Linked DNA regions of Homo sapiens: region 1 is linked to region 2. Evidence: chromatin loops called from intact Hi-C (ENCODE). Cell type or tissue: PC-3. All regions are shown on one strand.

Region 1 (8,000 bases), 250 kb before region 2:
ATGGCTCCCCATTGCTTAGGTCTTCAGACCCTGGTAGGCATAAGAAATACCTAGAGAACTGTTCTATTAGTTATTGACTACTGTTTAACAAATTACTCCAAAACTTAGTGGCTTAAGACATACATATTTATTATCTCACAGTTTCTGTGGGACAGGAGCCTCAGATTCATGGTCTATTGCAAGGCTCCAATCAAAGTGTTGTCCCAGGGGCTGTGTTCTCAACTGAAGGCTTGATTGGAGAAAGATCCACTTTCAAACTCACAAAGCGGTTATTGGCAACACCGAGTTTCTCACAGGCTGTTTAACTTAGGAAGTCAGTTTATCACTGGCTGTTGGTATGAGGCCACCCTTGGTTCATGAAAGCATGCAAACTGAGAAGGGAATAGAGAGAGTCAGCTAATGCACAGAAGTTACAATCTTGTAACCCAGTCATGGAAGTGACATTCCATCACCTTTATTGTATTCTGTTGGTTACAATCAAGTTACTAGGTCCAGCCTGTATTCAGGGGGAGAGAATTACACAAGCACATGAATGCTCAGAGGTGGGGATCACTGTGGGCAGGTGTTGAATTGTGTCCTCCAAAAAGATATGCTGAAGTCCTAACTCCCAGTATCTGTAAACTGACCTTATTTGGACCTTGTCCTACCAGAAGCTAGGAGAGAGGTATCCTTCCCTAGAACAAATTCTTCTTTGGAAACTCAGAGAGAGCATGGCCTTACTGACTCCTTGAGTTTGGACATTTGGCCTCCAGAATTGTGAAACAATAGATTTCCATTGTTTTAAGCCCTCCAGATTGTGGCACTTAGTTAAGGCAACCGTAGGAAAGTGATACAGGGATGGTGCTAGAAATCAGCTTACTACATCTAGCAAAATTGCAGATTCCTGAGCCCATGCTCTCCTTACTGCTGCCACAATATGATATGATGGTCTTTGTGGAAAGACCTATTGATTTTGATGCAGGAATTCAAGGGCCCACAATCGCTGATGCAGGAATTCAAGGGAAGCAGTCTCTTTGGCCCAGCTCTGTTCCCCATCTCCAGCAATCTGTGCACCCTCCCCAGCACAAACTCTATGGCTACATTCTGACATTTCCTCAGCCTCTTTGTTCTTCTCCCTTCCCTACCTGATAACACACTCATCAAGACCCTGGTTGATCACCTCCTCCAGGAAGCCTCCACTGATTACACTAAACCACCAGACTGAATTAGTTGTTTCCTTCTCTGTGATCCCAAATCACTTTGTGCCTAAATGTGCTAGAGGTACTTTGCCTCTCACATTGCATTGCCATTATTCACTCCCTTTTCAGTTTTCATTTCTAGGCTATGAGCACCCCAAGAACAGAAGTTGTGACTGATTTAGTCTTATACCCCCAGAGCCTGGCACAATGTCTGCCCAGGCATGTTGCTAACTAAGTGAATAAATGAGATGACTCTTCAGGGCTGCTCAGGCATTGTTGGGAGGAAGCTTCAGCCACTCCTCTCCCAGTTGTCCTTAGGAGTCATCTTGGCTTATATGACATGACCTTTGATTGTTCTGATTGTGCCACATTCGTGTGGCAGAAGTGATGACTCAGGGAGAATGGGTCATTCCTCAGTCACTGAGGGAAGAAGCACAGAATCAAATTGCATCAGAGCTAGAAGAGAGACATCCTGGATAACAGCCCAATGTGGGCCATGGGGACAGGCTTCGCTATCGAGGTACTCAGCTCTGATGTGGCTTGCATGACCTCACTGAAGGCTACATGGGCTAGGCTTCCCCCTATTCTGTGGGGAGAGAGTTTCTCATACACAGGAGGCTGAGCCAATGATCCTTGCATCCCTCACCCCCTGCCCAGCCACCAGCAGAAAGAGGAACTATGCAGGGAAGGTTGGGGGAGCCCCAGCTGGGTCACTGGACCAGCTCCATCGGGCTCTCAAGACAAGAGGCATTGGAAAGCTTGTACCTATGCATGGTGGCTGGGAGGTGAATATTTTCATAACCACTTGACTGAGACAGCACTAATGTATTATACAACCTACTCACTGAAAGTTTTAGTACAGTCATGGAGTTGGACAACCATCATCACAACCAATTTTAAAACATTTTCATCACCCCCAAAAAGAAACCCCATACACATTTGCAGTCACTCTTCATTCCCCTCATCCCCCTAGCATCTGCTAATCGCTTATTTCCTTTCTGTCTCTATGAAGTAGCCTCCTCTGGACATTTCATTTAAATGGAGTCAAACAATATGTGGTCTTTTACTTTGGCATCTTTCAAAGGCTCATCCACATTGCAGCATGTATCAGTGCTGGATTCCTTTGTATTGATGAACAATTTTCCATTGTATGGATAGACCACATTTTCTTCCTCCATTCATGGGATGTGGAATTTCTTTAGGTTGAGAATCCCATTGGAACTTGATGAATCTAAAGTTGACTTAAATGTAAGGCAGATATGCCACTCTTCTGCTAAAAATACCCTGCACAACAAAACAAATGAATCACACAGATTCATTGACTCAAAGAAGCAGACTCAGAAAGAGTACATACTGGACGTGGTTATTTAATTGAACTTCTAGAACCAGAATAACTCGTCTTAATTCTAAAAGTCAACAGTGGTCTCTTAGGGTGGGGTTTGGGGGAATTGATTGCAAAGGGCCAGGAGAAAACTTTCAGGGTGGGGAAATACAGTTGATAATTACTCAGGGGTATATATTTGTCAAAGTTTATGAGGTTGTATTCTCAAAATTGTGGATTTTATTGCATTGTAAATTATACTTCTTCTCCCCTAATGAGAACTCTGAGGATAGAGAGCAACCTGCAAATAATTACACTTGAAAGATTCTTGGTTTGGGGAGAAAGACTTTTTCAAAAATGTTTTGTAGAGACAGGGTCTCACTGTGTTGTTCAGGTTGGTCTCAAACTCCTAGTCTCAAGTGAGGCCCTCCCACCTCAGCTTCCCAAAGTGCTGGGATTATGGATGTGAGCCACTGTGCCTCACTGTAAGAAGAACTTTCAAAGAAGACAAGGGAACCAGGAAGAGAAACGAGGACGTGGGAGAGAGCTGGCTCATTTCTGGATAGAAGAGTAAGGCCTCCTTGAAGCAAGGAAGCAACTCTTGGGGCATCTCTCCATTGCAGAACTGTGTTAGCTTTCTCAAGGCAACACTGCAAGAACAGACTTTGGCCTGTGGGTTCATCTTGAAGAATGAATGAATGAGGAATAACAGCACAATAGCTAGGACTTACATAGCACTTACTGTAGGCCAGCCCTGTCCTTGTAACAACCCTATGAGGCTAAATGTTTTAGTACTCTCTCCAGCTCTTCCTTGTCATACTTGGGACCTCAGTTTCCTCATCTATCAATCAGAAAGAATAATAGTACCTACCTCACCAAGTTATAGTGCCTGGCTTCTAATAAGGATTCAATGACCGTGAGCCGACATTACCTCCACATAACTGTTACCCTCACTGTCATGAAAGGGTAAGACATTCAGTCACTCTAAGGACATTGTATGTGATGCAGGAAACATATGTGATCAGGCACAGCTTGGCTGTGACCTGTCTCCCAGGGCTGTGTATTTTCTAAGGGTCAGTATTTAGTCAGAGGGAGACATCATTGGCAGCATTCCTGGTGGCATCGAGAAAGATGGGAGAGAACTTTCCAGGAAAGTCCCAGTAAAGAGCTTGTGTAGCATGTGTAGGTAGCACAGTTTCCCCAGGATCACAATTCCAGGCTTTTGTCCATTCTGCCTTCAAAGCAAGGACCTGCAGGTCAGAAGAGGTGGGTGGTAAAATGAGGCCATCAGGACCAGGGCAAACCCTCTATGTTAATTGTGGGGGCCTCCAGCCTGGGAGTTTTGCAGCTTTGGCTAGAAGCCTAAGCAGTCCCCACCCCGTCCATGGATAAGGAGGTGGGCTGTGCCAGGAAGCTGCTCCAAGGAGAAGGACCGTAGTATGGCTATGGAGGGAAGGAAGCAGCCTTCTCTTAGATGAAGTACTGAAAAATATGGAAAGCTCCCCTCCTTTGGGAAGCGCCTTGCTTACTGACTTGTGTGTGTGCACAAACGTGTATGTGCTTTGTGTGTGTGGTGGGCCTGGGGCAGGTGAGAATGCCATGCCAAGCACTCCTGTATCAGGCCTCATGCTTTTGTGTAAAAGTTGGGTGTTAATCACTGGCATTCTCCAGTCCCCTTCTGCCCTCTTGGCTCCTTGTCCCAAGGGTGGGTGGTGTAGAGACCCGCTCTCACAGCCCATCTGCCTGAGATTAGCCTGGGAAAGGTCCCCCAAAGGTCCTATTCCTTGGGCTCCTTTAGGTTTTGTAAAATGCAGCATCAAAAGATCTCAGATTTCATTAAACTCTTTAAAAACAGCTTTTGGGTATGATCAGGCTATCTGAAGGTCCCTAATCAAGTGGGCCAATTCTCTGTAAGGGAACTGTGAATCCATTCATTCATTCATCCATTCATTCATTCGTCTCACTCAGGCATTCAGGCATTAATACAAGCGTTTCCTGAGCACAAGCATTTCCTGAGCACAAGCGTTTCGTCCGCTGATCGGCCGGCGGCGCTGAGTCCTGGGAAGACGAATGAGGCAGGCCCGTTCCCTCCTTCCCTCCCCGAGTCCTTCCTGGAGAACACCTAGCCTGAGGTTAGGACCGGCACCTAAAGGATAGAACGAGACGGGGACCACAGAATGGGCCCTAAAACAGGCAGGAAAAGCGGGAAGGAGGATGACAGGCAGGCGAGACCACTTCCTGTCGTGGCCAGGTAGAGATCAGCAGAGATCTGAAGGCGATTTCACCCACTTCTTCTCCCGGGATCCAGAGAAAAAATGCTTTTGTTTTCTAACTGCGGCGGCGAAGGGCGAGACCTCAATGGCTTTTAAACGTCCTGCGCCGGGACAGCGGTTTCTCCAGCGGAACCTGCAGGCTTGGTTCAGAGGCTGTCCCATAGAGGGCGCTGTCTGCCTGACTTTGAATGGAGTCGTGAGCGCAAGAACGCTGGCAACACCTCTCGCCAGACGGCGAGTAAAGGGCTGAGTCCGCGCCCAGACCCGACTCCCACCAGCTTTCTCGAAGGGGAAGGGAAAGATCTACTCAATACATCCCGCTTTTCAAGCCCAGCAATCCCTAAAACTGAGAGGATGGGCTGAGAGTGCTGACACTGGAGAAGCTCCTCTCCCGGGCCAAACACAAGCACATAACAGCGCCCCTGCGCGCCCCTGGGAGGGGAGTCAACCGGAGAACTTGGGGCGACAACCGGAAAGCCGGGATCCGGTAGCCGCACAGCAGGGATGCGGGCGGCTGTCCCGGACTCTTCTCCCGCCACACTGGGCCTGTCCCCTCCCCATCTGAGTCTAGCGCTGGAGTTGTGATCAGCCACGAGTCCCCCTCCCCAGACTGAACCCTCAGCATTCCCAGTTTAAAGTCGACTTTCGTGCGTCAGAACTCTAGCCAAGTTTGCATGCGTCTGCGCTGAATGGCGAAGCTCCCAAAACACACAGGCATACACGCCGGGGTCTCTCCACGCATACTCGGCCGCGTGGCAGGCTGTGTGCAGGCGGTGCCCACCCAACCCTCATAGACCTACGTGCATCGAGCTATTTCTGCGGTTGGGGGAAAATGACCTCTGGGTATCCAGCAGCGATTGGGCGACCTAGGCCCAGTTTCCTCCTCTCTGGGCGCGGGTTTCCACTTACAAAATCCAAGTATGAGACCCACCCTGCTGGGGTCTCAGGGCAGTGATCCGTTCCAACCCAGATTTTGGATGGCGTAGCGTTTTGCATTCCAGTAAAGCCCTGTGTAAACTCAAGGGAGTAATAACAGTAATTGTTTATGGAAGCGCCATTTACGTTTCCAGATTTCCAAAGCAAAAATGGGGTTCGCTGCTGTAGATGAATGCAGAAAGAAACATTACATATGCCCGTCGAGATTTGGTGGGGGAGGGTCTGACGCCCCAGGACCGAAAAACAAAATCTACCTCTCAAGTGGGGACCCCACACGATCACGTCTGCCAATGCAGGGCGGCCTTGAATTAGGCGAGGCTCAATCTAACGAAAAAGAAAGCGGTGGGGAGGTGAAGGGATCCCAAAAAGCCCTCGTGTGCGGGAGCTTCACCAGGGTGGAAGAGGGTGAGGCCAGTTTGTCACCTTTCTCTGATAAGAAAGCTGTCTCTCGGGAGGGGACCTCACAAACAATTCTGATTTACTTGATGCTTAAATCATGAGTCTTAAATGTCTGCCTCATGGGCTTCTCGTGCGAACCGGGGAGCTGTTTTTAAAGCCAGTGGAGTGGAATGTCCTTTCACTAAGCCGTTCTGCAAAGGTCCAGTGTGGTTCTCTAAGGACTTCGCTGCCGTCGAGACGCGCAGCGGATGCCGCTGCTTGCCGCGGCGGAGGAAGCTACGCCGCTGCGCCTTCGGTTCACCTTGCCCCCATTAAAGCGTTAGTTAGACAGCTCCAAACGCCAGCTGGCCGGAGAGACTTCCTGGGAGAAAGTGCTGTCGTCGGGGTCACAGACTCGGAGTTGATCCGCGAGCCTTGGGCACCGGCGGCCAGAGCAGAGGGGTGCCCTTCCGAGAGCAGCCGTCGGTGCCGAGAAGCTGTTGCCCCAGCAGCCCCACCGAGTGACGCGCGGGTTTTGGCCGGGTCAGCGCGCATACGCACACAGGCACACCCACTCCTGGTCCCGGGGGAAGGCTCACTCTTCGGTTTTCCAGGGCTAAAGGCCAAGGCCACGCGGATTTCTGAGTCCGAAGACGCAGTGCGAGGACTTACACCTGGATTCCCTTACTATCGGCTGGATGGTGGGTGGGGAACCCAAATCCCTCTCTTCTTGGCCTCGCCCTTCCTAGCAGGCTTTAGGAAAAATACCGAGGTCGCCGGACCCCAAAGGGTAGGAAAATGATGAGTTCTCCGAGGGCCGAGGTCACGTCCTGCCTCTTGGGCCGGCGCTGCGTGGCTCTCCAGCTGCGTGGGGGCGGCGGGCCCCTGTCCAGCCCCAGGGGGCGGGGGAGCGGCAGCTGCGAGCGCAGATAACCCCGAGGTGACCCGGGAGGGCCTGGTCCGCCCCTCCCCCCTCCCGCAGGCCTGGCGGCGGGAAGCGGGTCCCTGCGCCGCAGGGGGGAGAGGCAGGCGCGGTCTCCGGGCTCGCGGCCGTTAGTGCGCTTCGGCCAAGGGCGCCGCCTGCTCCGCGTCCCTCGCTCGCCTCCTGCGCTCGCAGGAGCGCTCCGAGTGCCTCTTTAGCGGGAGCCAATATCCTTTTGTGCTAATAGGCTTGTCCTCATTTGCTGCCTAATTGGACTATATAAAGCCAATAACGGGCGGGCTCTTATAGCCCGAAGCCAAAGCGCCAAAATCCGAGGGAAGGCGAGGAGGGGGCGGTGGCGGAGGCGGCTGCGGGGCCGGGGCTCGGCTGAGCCTTCGCCTGCCTAATCCCATTTGCCATTGTACGCGCCCAATCGCCGTATACTCCCCGCATTTAACTTGGATGACATTTTGATTTCATCATTAGCATCCGGCGCCGGATTGACGCAGCCTCGAGCCGGGGACTGCTCTTGCTGCCTCCTCCGCGGGAGCCGCAGCCGCAGCCGAGCCGCCTCGATCCCTCGGTGCCGCGGCAGGGCCGCTCCCCGCCCCTCCGCACCCCTCCCTCATGCGAGCCCGCCCGTCTGGGTCCTCACTCCGCCCTCCCGCCGTTGGATTTGCGCCCGGGGCGGCCCCCGACTTTGCGCCCCGTAGTTGAGTTCCGTTTATGGTCTGATTTCCGGCCTCTCGCCTGCTCGCCCCGCCGCCCGCCTGTCCCGCTCCCTCCCTCCCGGGGACCCGGAGGAGAGGGGACCATGCCGGAACCCGGGCCGGACGCTGCCGGCACCGCCAGCGCACAGCCCCAACCGCCGCCGCCCCCCCCACCCGCTCCCAAGGAGTCCCCGTTCTCCATCAAGAACCTGCTCAACGGAGACCACCACCGGCCGCCCCCTAAGCCTCAGCCGCCCCCACGGACGCTCTTCGCGCCAGCCT
Region 2 (8,000 bases):
TGGATTAAATGAAATTCTATAGCCTAAGGAAATGTATCTGTGGCTCAATAGTCTGGACACATGAGAAGTGTTACACAAGGGAATGTGATTTATGAAAAAGTTTTCTGACTTGGCTGCAGTTTTCCTTGAGTCCATAAATGCCAAAACGTTTAGGCAATAGTCTAAATATTTACCTGCTGGGCGTGAACTGTCATAGTAAGGGCTGGGTGTTGGAAAGCCACAAGCGGTGGGGGTGAAGGGGCGTCCTTGACCCATGCTGCCCCACGGCTCTCTCTCGGGCCTCCCTTCCCGACCCCTCTCCCTCCCACCCCTTCATCGGGCTGCTTTCTGGAGATCTCAGGCCTGTGCCAGCCCCACCTCTGCTGGGCAAAGCAAGTGAGGAGATGCTGCCTCTCAAAAGAGAGACCCAGCAGAGCCCTGAATCTTGCAGCTAGCTTGGCATGTTTTTAGTTCCAGGGTCCAATCAACACTAGGTCTCCCAGCTGTAAGAGAACTCCCTGAGACACTTTTTTGTGGCTTTGTTGCAAGGCTAAAAGGACAGTTGTGTGATCCCAATAGAAATGTCTGCAGGCTTGAGTTCAGTTGAGTCCTCAGCAGAAACTGGCAGTTGTATCAAGGAGCTGTTTGCTCTGTGCTGTCACCCATTCTAGCCAGAGGCATCGGAAGGGGCAACTCTGCCCTAACTCCTCCTTGGTCAATGCTGGCAAAGAGATGCCAACAGGGTGAGGCCGATCATGGTTCTCAAGATGGGGCCACCCTGGTCAAAGGTTCTTGGAGGTCTCATGTCCTGGGCTGGGGGCAGCAGGAAGATCGATGCTGCATTGAAGGCACTGGCCGCTAGTATTCAGTAAAGAATGGGTTCCATCCTGGCTGACTTGGAAAGTTTTGGACATTTCCATGTAACTGTCATATTGAAGCTGGTTCACTGAGTTCTTCCTCGGCCTTTGAATTGCTGATTTTTTTTTTCCAGTTAAAAAAGGACAAGTAAACTGATGAGCTCTTGGGTGGCATGTGCTGTTCTCAGCCATGGGAGGTGGTGGTAAGCTGGGGCCACACGGCATGCTGGGTGACTGTTGAATTCAGCCAAGGCCATGCTGAGCAGGAGGGGGCATGGCAGAGTCACACGTGTAGAAGAAGGTGCCCGCCTGAGAAGGTGAGAATGGAAATGTTTCCTTGATGGGTTTGCACAGCTCCCTGGAAAGAGGAGACTTGCTGAGAGCAGCAAGGAGACAGCAAGGCTTCACAGCTGCAGCACACTGTCTGAATCAGTGCTTGCCCCTGTGGAGTTCTGTATGGATTTTATAACAAGCCTGTGACACTGGCACCATGTGCCTGCCATGGGCCACCACGGAGACCTGCCGAGTTCCCATGAGGAATTTGGGGTATGGGGGCCTCCTGCTTTGGTGCCATCCCTAGTGATCTCTGCTTGGAGCTCGTATTTCTCCCTTTACCTTTGAGTGGGACCACGCCCCTCTGCTTGCCCAAGGCTCCCTGTGCCTCCTGACTCTTCTCTGCTACCTGAAACCCTCCTCGACTCCTCCCTCTCCCTCTGCATTCCCCAGGGTCTTCAGGGTCAAGCTCAAGGTTTGCCTCACCCCCAAAACCCTCCTCAGCCACATTGCCTAATTTATTCCTTTTGCCCAAATTCTATAACTGAGATGAGACTGGATCATCTAAGCGGCCCCAGGGAGGCAGCCCAGGGGCAATTAGAGCATTGTGTCTATGGAAACACACATAGTACTGGCATCCCCCCCACCAAGCTCTGTACCCTGTGAAACCCTGGGCCCACGTCTATTTCCAGCCATCCCTGCTCCCAGGAATCACGCCATTCCTCCACAGTTTAGGTACCCGGCCTTGACCTTTACCCCAGCAATTCCATCCAGGTATTTCAGAATGCTTTGCAACATGCAGGTGGCTTCTTAGGAGTGGGGGTATTTGCCAACAAACCAACCATGAGCCTGCATCCAAAGAAAGCCTTCTACAGCCACATGAAGACAGTGTGATGCTCTCGATGCTTGGGAAGGCCTCGCAAGGCACATGGGGGCAGTGATTGAAGGAGTCAAAGAGAATTTCATCTGCACACATGGTGGCGGCTAGCTGTCCAGTGTGCAAATCCAAAGACGTCTCCAGTTACACCTATGCTTCCCAGCCCTTCTTTCCTCCTGTGATGGAGTTAACCCCTCCCTCCCCAGTGGTCCACAAAACAATAGGCTTTCCCAGTTGTTCTCAAGAGCTCCTCTCCCCATCCACCTGAGGGCTCCCAGCCATAAGCCCTCTACCTGAGGTCTCAAAGGGGTCTGGAAAGGCTCTGGGCAAGCCGACAGCAACCGATGTGAAAATAGGTGGTTCACTCGCACACTCAGCTCCCCATCTGGTCCACTCTAGTTATTTATTTCAAAAATCTGAAAGCAGCTTTTTTATACACAAGTTTCCTTATGTGGGGAAAATGTATGTGAATGACATTTGTTCTCATTGGGGTGGAATTGAAGATATCTTTAGGTGTCACTTAATATTCAGTGCTGAAAGGGCCTTTTCACCCTTAACTAATTTTTCTAGGATTTCTATGGGACCAAAGTGGGCAAGGGGACAAGTATATTTGGTTCTGGGGGGCTCTTATCTCCCAGCATCGCCTTGCATTGACTCCTTTCAAAGTAGAAAACCCTCCCAGTCTGTTATTTCTAGAAGGAAGCCTTGCCTTTATCATCATCTCACTACCATAATCACCATCATTATCATCACCATCATCATCACCATTATCACCACCACTATCATCATGATCACCATCATCATCACCATCATCATCGTCATCACCACCATCACCGCCACCACCATCATCATCATCCTCGTTGTCATCATCATCAACATCAACATCATCTTTTACTAAAGTGAGAGATAGGGCCAAGTCCATTGAACTGTGTACCTTTAATTCCGACAAGCTTTCCCTTCCTCTCACTTTCTCCAGCACTTTTCTGAGCTTCTGGTATAACAAGTTTTAGAATTTGATTACAGCACCATCTACTGGGTACTAGACTTCCCATTTTTCTAGGCCTTTCCTATACGTTGATGTTTGCTTCTTCTTTCTGTTTTTCCTCCGCTCTCTCCTGCTTTTTCCCCCATGAAAGTAACAATTGTTAGTTTGAAAAGGTTCCATCAATTAATTCCTAAAAGTGAAGCTCTTCTAAAATGAGGAAAAGCTTAACATCCCTTGCCAATAAATACAAAGACAATGGCCGATGCTTACTGCAATGCATTTCATATAATTATTTCCCACGATCAATAATCTCATCAGTAGGCTCAGTGATGGGGACATCACGGTAATGAATGGCTGGGTCCAGCGGCCATCAGAAGTGCTGTCCTTATCCCTGTCACCTCTGAGCTGCCCAAGGGCATGACGGGAATCAGGGCTCTGCCTGGCCAAAGGATTAATCATAGTTATCCCCAACTCATATTCGTGTAATTTGCCTTCCTAATGCAGCCTGCCCTGAATTGATCAGCATGGATTTCTTGCTGCACAATAGGCCACTCTTGTGGTGTAGAGAAGAGTGAGAAGGACTCTGTGTACATGGCAGGGAAGGGTCAAATTGGATTAGTCACGCTCAGGAAGTAACAAAAACTGAATCACACCAGACCACTGCTGAAGCATGTTTCTGGAAGCCAGGCTAGAACTTCTGGGGACTTTGGGAAGGGAAGGAGAGACGGCTCCATGCACTCACAGTGTTCTTTAGGGGCCAGGCAGAGACGTGGGCCTCCCCGTCTCAGTCAGGGCCACAGGAGGAGCAAGGAGCAAGGACAGCAGGAAAAGGGACTTTCTTGTTGTGATCTTTTAATTCCCAGTTCCTAAAGGGCACCTACTGTGCTTTTCCAGAGACCTTTAAAAGAAAAGTCCCAGGATTTGGAACTCTGAGGTGCTGCCTACTATGGAATATGCAGGGATGGAGGCCATGGCTTCACAGTTGCAACTGAGTGGCTCAAATCAAATGCAAACCGCAGGATCCTTCCTTTTGCCATAGCAAAGGCTACTTAACCTCTCCATTTCTTTCACTCTGGATGTAGTTGTGGTGGGTAGTAGGGAAAAGTCTCCATCCATGGAGTATTTCCTACTCTTAGACAATGTTTCCCAAGTTTGGCCTGGCTGGTCCATTTGGGGATTGGATCTTACTGCTCTCCACATACTCTGAACCTTTTCTCACCTCAGTGCCTTTGCATAGGCTGGTCCCTCTGCCTGGAATGCCTTTCTCTCCGTTCTTTCCCTGTAAAACTCAGCTCAATTGGCAGCTTCGAGGTGAAACCCTTATTGTCTCCCAGCAATTAGTCTGAATCCTGTTGTATCTGGTTCGTCCCTGGGGTGTAGGATGTGCCACCTTCCCTTTTAGTTACTTGTCTGGTGCCTTCCTTCCTATTGAGCCAAGAGACAGGAGACCCCACCCCTTCTACCGTGGTGTCTGTACTAGTTTGTTCTAGCATTGCTACAAAGAAATACCTGAGACTGGGTAATTTATAAAGAAAAGAGGTTTAATTGGCTCACGATTCTGCAGGCTGTACAGAAAATGTTATTCTAACATCTGCTTGGCTTCTGGGGAAGCCTCAGGAAACTTACATTCATGGTGGAAGAGGAAGTGGGAGCCAGCACTTTACATGGCTGGAAGAGGAGGAAGAGAGAGAGGGAGGAGGCGCCACACTTAAACAACCAAATCTCAAGAGAACTCACTCACTATACCGTGCCAAGTGGGGATGGGGCTAAACCATTCACGAAAACTCCACCCTCATGATCCAGTCACCTCCCACCAGGCCTCCAACACTGGGGATTATAATTTGACATGTGATTTGGGTGGGGCCACAGATCTAAACCACATCAGTGTCTCTGTATCCTTGTAGCCTAGCACACAGTGCTCTCAATCTCAGTTTGTTCATTTGTTAGCTCACTTGTACTGAGTGTACTGAGCACCGGCTTGGTTCTTAATGCTGGGGACATGGTGATAAACAAAGTGGTCTGCTTCTGTCCCTGTGCAGCATGTAATCTCGTGGAGGAGGCAGACGTTAGTTGAATAGCCCCATAGGTCTATTCAACAGGAGGATGAGGGCCTCAGAGACATTCAGCAAGCACAATAGGAACTGACCTGGTATATCAGGGGAGGCTTCCTGAAGCAGGTGACTTTTGACCTGAAATCCACAGGGTGGGGCAGAGGGACAGAATGAAGGTGGGTGAGAGAGTGGGTAGGGAAAGTGTGTCAGCAAAGGGAAGGTCTTGCAGGAAGGGTCTGATCATGAAGATGTTTGGCAGGTATGGGTTGAGTTGCATCTCCCTAAAAACTGCTCAGTCCTGGTACCCGTGAATGCAACCTCATTTGGAAATAGGGTCTTTGCAGATGTTATCAAGTGAAGATGAGGTCATATTGAAGTAGGTTGGGCCCTAAATCCTATATGACTTGTGTCCTTATAAGAAGAGTGGAGGGAGACACACAGGGAGGAGAATGCCATGTGAGGACACAGACACACGAGGGAGGTCGCCTTGTGACAGTGGAGGCAGAGAGGGAAGTGCTGCAGCTGGAAGCCCAGAAACCCCAAGGGCTACCAGCCACCCCTGGAAGCCACGAGAGGCAAGAAAATGTCCTCCCCTCCAGCCTGCATAGGGAGTGGGGCAAAATCCACACCTTAATTTTGGACTTCTGGCCTCTAGACGGGGAGAGAATAAATTTCTGCTGTTTTAAGCCACTAGGTTTGTGGAGATTTGTTATGGCAGTTCTAGGGAATATAGAAATGGTAGGTTTGGGGAAATGAGAGTGTGGCACAGCGTGGCTGGTCTGAGGAGCGGGGAGGAGAGAGGAGAATGAGATGAGGCTGGCAGTGTGGGCAGCAGCCAGCATCATGGCGGCGTGTTGGTTGTATTCAGGATGTGCTTTTCATCCTAAGAGCAGTGCATTTTAGGAACACACCCTTCTCTGCTGCGGTATGGGGTGCCCTGGAGGCCAGGACTGAGAGCAGTGTGGATGGATCCGGGTGGCTGGTGATGTCCTAAACTAGGTGGCAATGGAAGGAAGCTGAGGGATGGGAGAAATAAATGGTAAATGGTTGAATTTGGAATAAATAAGGGAATGAGTGGGACCATGCCATCTGCAGAGGAAGAATGAAGACCGACTTTCAGGAGAAACTCCCTGCATTCTGGAGCAGAGGAGTGACCTTGGGACCGAAGAAGGGTTGTTACCTCTCTTCTATAACAAGGATGATTTAAGTATCATCATTATGGGTCCTGCCCTAAAGGTCCCCACAGCAACGTCATGCTATCTCATGAAAGCTGCCAAGAGGCTGCTGCTGTCCCCAGGCTACAGATGGGACAGCCTTAGAGAGGTTCAGTAACTTCCCTCATGTCCCCAGGGATGGCAAAGTGCTAGCACTGGAAACCAGTTCTCCATGCTTCCTCAATGCCTGTCCAACTTTCTTCTCACCGCGCGACTATCAGACACCTCCTGCGTGTGCTCCCTGACTCCATCAGCACACACCAGCCAGGCCAGAGCCTACTGAAATGGTTCTTAATCTTTTTTCTCTTTTAAATGTTATTTTATTCTGTCACGTTATCTGCATCTTGCTTCTTTGTAGGGGTGGAACAAGGGGAGAGTTAAAAGAATGCAACAGACACACAACTAAAAGAAACAGAGGGAACAGAGGGCCAGATCAGATAGCACTGCCTGCTGACAACACCTCTTGGAGTCAGCCGGTGGCACCAGCACCTTCAGAACATGAAGTGTTTCTACAGAGGAGGCAACTGGTCTCCTGGGTGGAGCTTAATAGAGACTTCAGGTTTAAGATGATGGTGACATGGAAGTGTAGATCTGGTGCCTGGTGCTCAGTTAAAGATGAAACAGGACAGAAGCTTGGAGCATCTAGTATCAGTCTTGGGCTGTCTCACAAAAGATCTTCCCCTTATGATGAACAGGAGGATTCTGTAGCCTTCGGGGATAGCCTGGAGGGACAGGAGGAGGCAGTGACCACACCCATATTCCAGTCTGGCTCTGCTGCACCCTTGCTGTGTCTTTGGCTTCTCTGGGCCTCAGTTTTTTCATCTGTAAAATGAGGGACTGGACGAAATGACCTTATGTTCTACTCAAAAATGCAACAATCATAATCTTATTCTTAACATATCATTAAGACATAAAATTAAGAGTTTATGTATTCCCTGCAAGTTTGAGTTGTCTTGAATCCACAGCATCAGAGCTCACCACTGCCCTCTTGGTTCTGGCTTTGGCCTTAGCTCTCAAATGAAATGCAATTCTTGGATTCAAATGCTATCAGTAGGTCAAGTTTTTTGTTTGTTTGTTTTTTTCTAGTGTGTTTGTCAAAGGGAAAGGGAAGGAGCTGCTGCTGTTTGTGATGTTCCTATATCACGTCATGTCCTGTGCAGGCCCAGGGTCGCTGACCACCCTTCTGGTCCTTGTTTTCCTTTATTTCTGTTGTGCTATACCACCAGCCCACTGACAGTATTTCTGTTGCTCCATCCCACCAATCCCACTAAATGACAAAAGCTAACAAAGTGCATTTTGTGGAGGTGGGTGTATCCTCTAGAAAATTCTAGTAGTGTAATGGCCAAGGGAATTTGTTGCCAAATTTCCTTCTAAAGGGGTTGATTTTGCTACTTAACAAACCATGCTAAAACTCAGTGGCTTAAAAGAAAAATCATTTATTCTCCTGGGCCTTCAGGTTGGCTGGAGATCTGATCATGGCTGGGCTCATTTGTGTGTCTGGGAATCTGCCAGGGATCAGACCATCTAGGCTGGGCTCAGCAGGGTTGGTTCATCTCTCCTCCATGTGCCTCTCATCCTCCCGGGGTCACTGGGCTAACCTGGGTATGTTCTTATGGTCATGGCAGAGGCCCAAACGGGAAAGCCCAACTGCATAAGCACTTTACAAATGTTTGGCTACATCATATCCACTCACTCTGTCAGCCACAGCAAGTCACATGGTCACCCCAAAGGCAAGGACAGGGAGGTATCCTCTGCCTCTTTAGT

The links. Hi-C counts contacts between places; a loop is a spot of excess contacts. Peaks named below come from ENCODE experiments on the same cell type or tissue, not always from the same donor. Only the 100,000 strongest peaks of a DNase experiment are listed, where the experiment ranks them.
Region 1: a loop joins it to region 2, with 16 times the contacts of the local background. A loop is called at or near these places in 39 of 110 quality-filtered maps.

What each region holds. Positions count from the first base shown.
Region 1 is chr10:123,128,229-123,136,228 of GRCh38, forward strand. It overlaps HMX3 (H6 family homeobox 3), which reads left to right and starts at 7,742. Exons shown (of 2, transcript NM_001105574.2): 1 at 7,742-8,000. The coding sequence starts at 7,823. RefSeq lists enhancers at 4,609-4,718, 4,785-5,079, 6,957-7,907 and silencers at 5,159-5,248, 6,911-7,030, 7,061-7,190, 7,571-7,650, 7,701-8,000. In PC-3, CTCF peaks have their summits at 4,930 (motif pointing right) and 5,130; DNase peaks (open chromatin) are centred at 1,543 and 4,943; H3K4me3 peaks cover 1,220 bases; H3K27ac peaks cover 394 bases; H3K27me3 peaks cover 1,669 bases.
Region 2 is chr10:123,377,891-123,385,890 of GRCh38, forward strand. All of the region lies in intron 6 of LINC02641 (long intergenic non-protein coding RNA 2641), which reads left to right. Among named protein-coding and RNA genes, the nearest start is that of LINC02641, 34 kb to the left of the region's middle. In PC-3, a CTCF peak has its summit at 3,032 (motif pointing left); DNase peaks (open chromatin) are centred at 121 and 3,571; H3K4me3 peaks cover 647 bases; H3K27ac peaks cover 2,101 bases.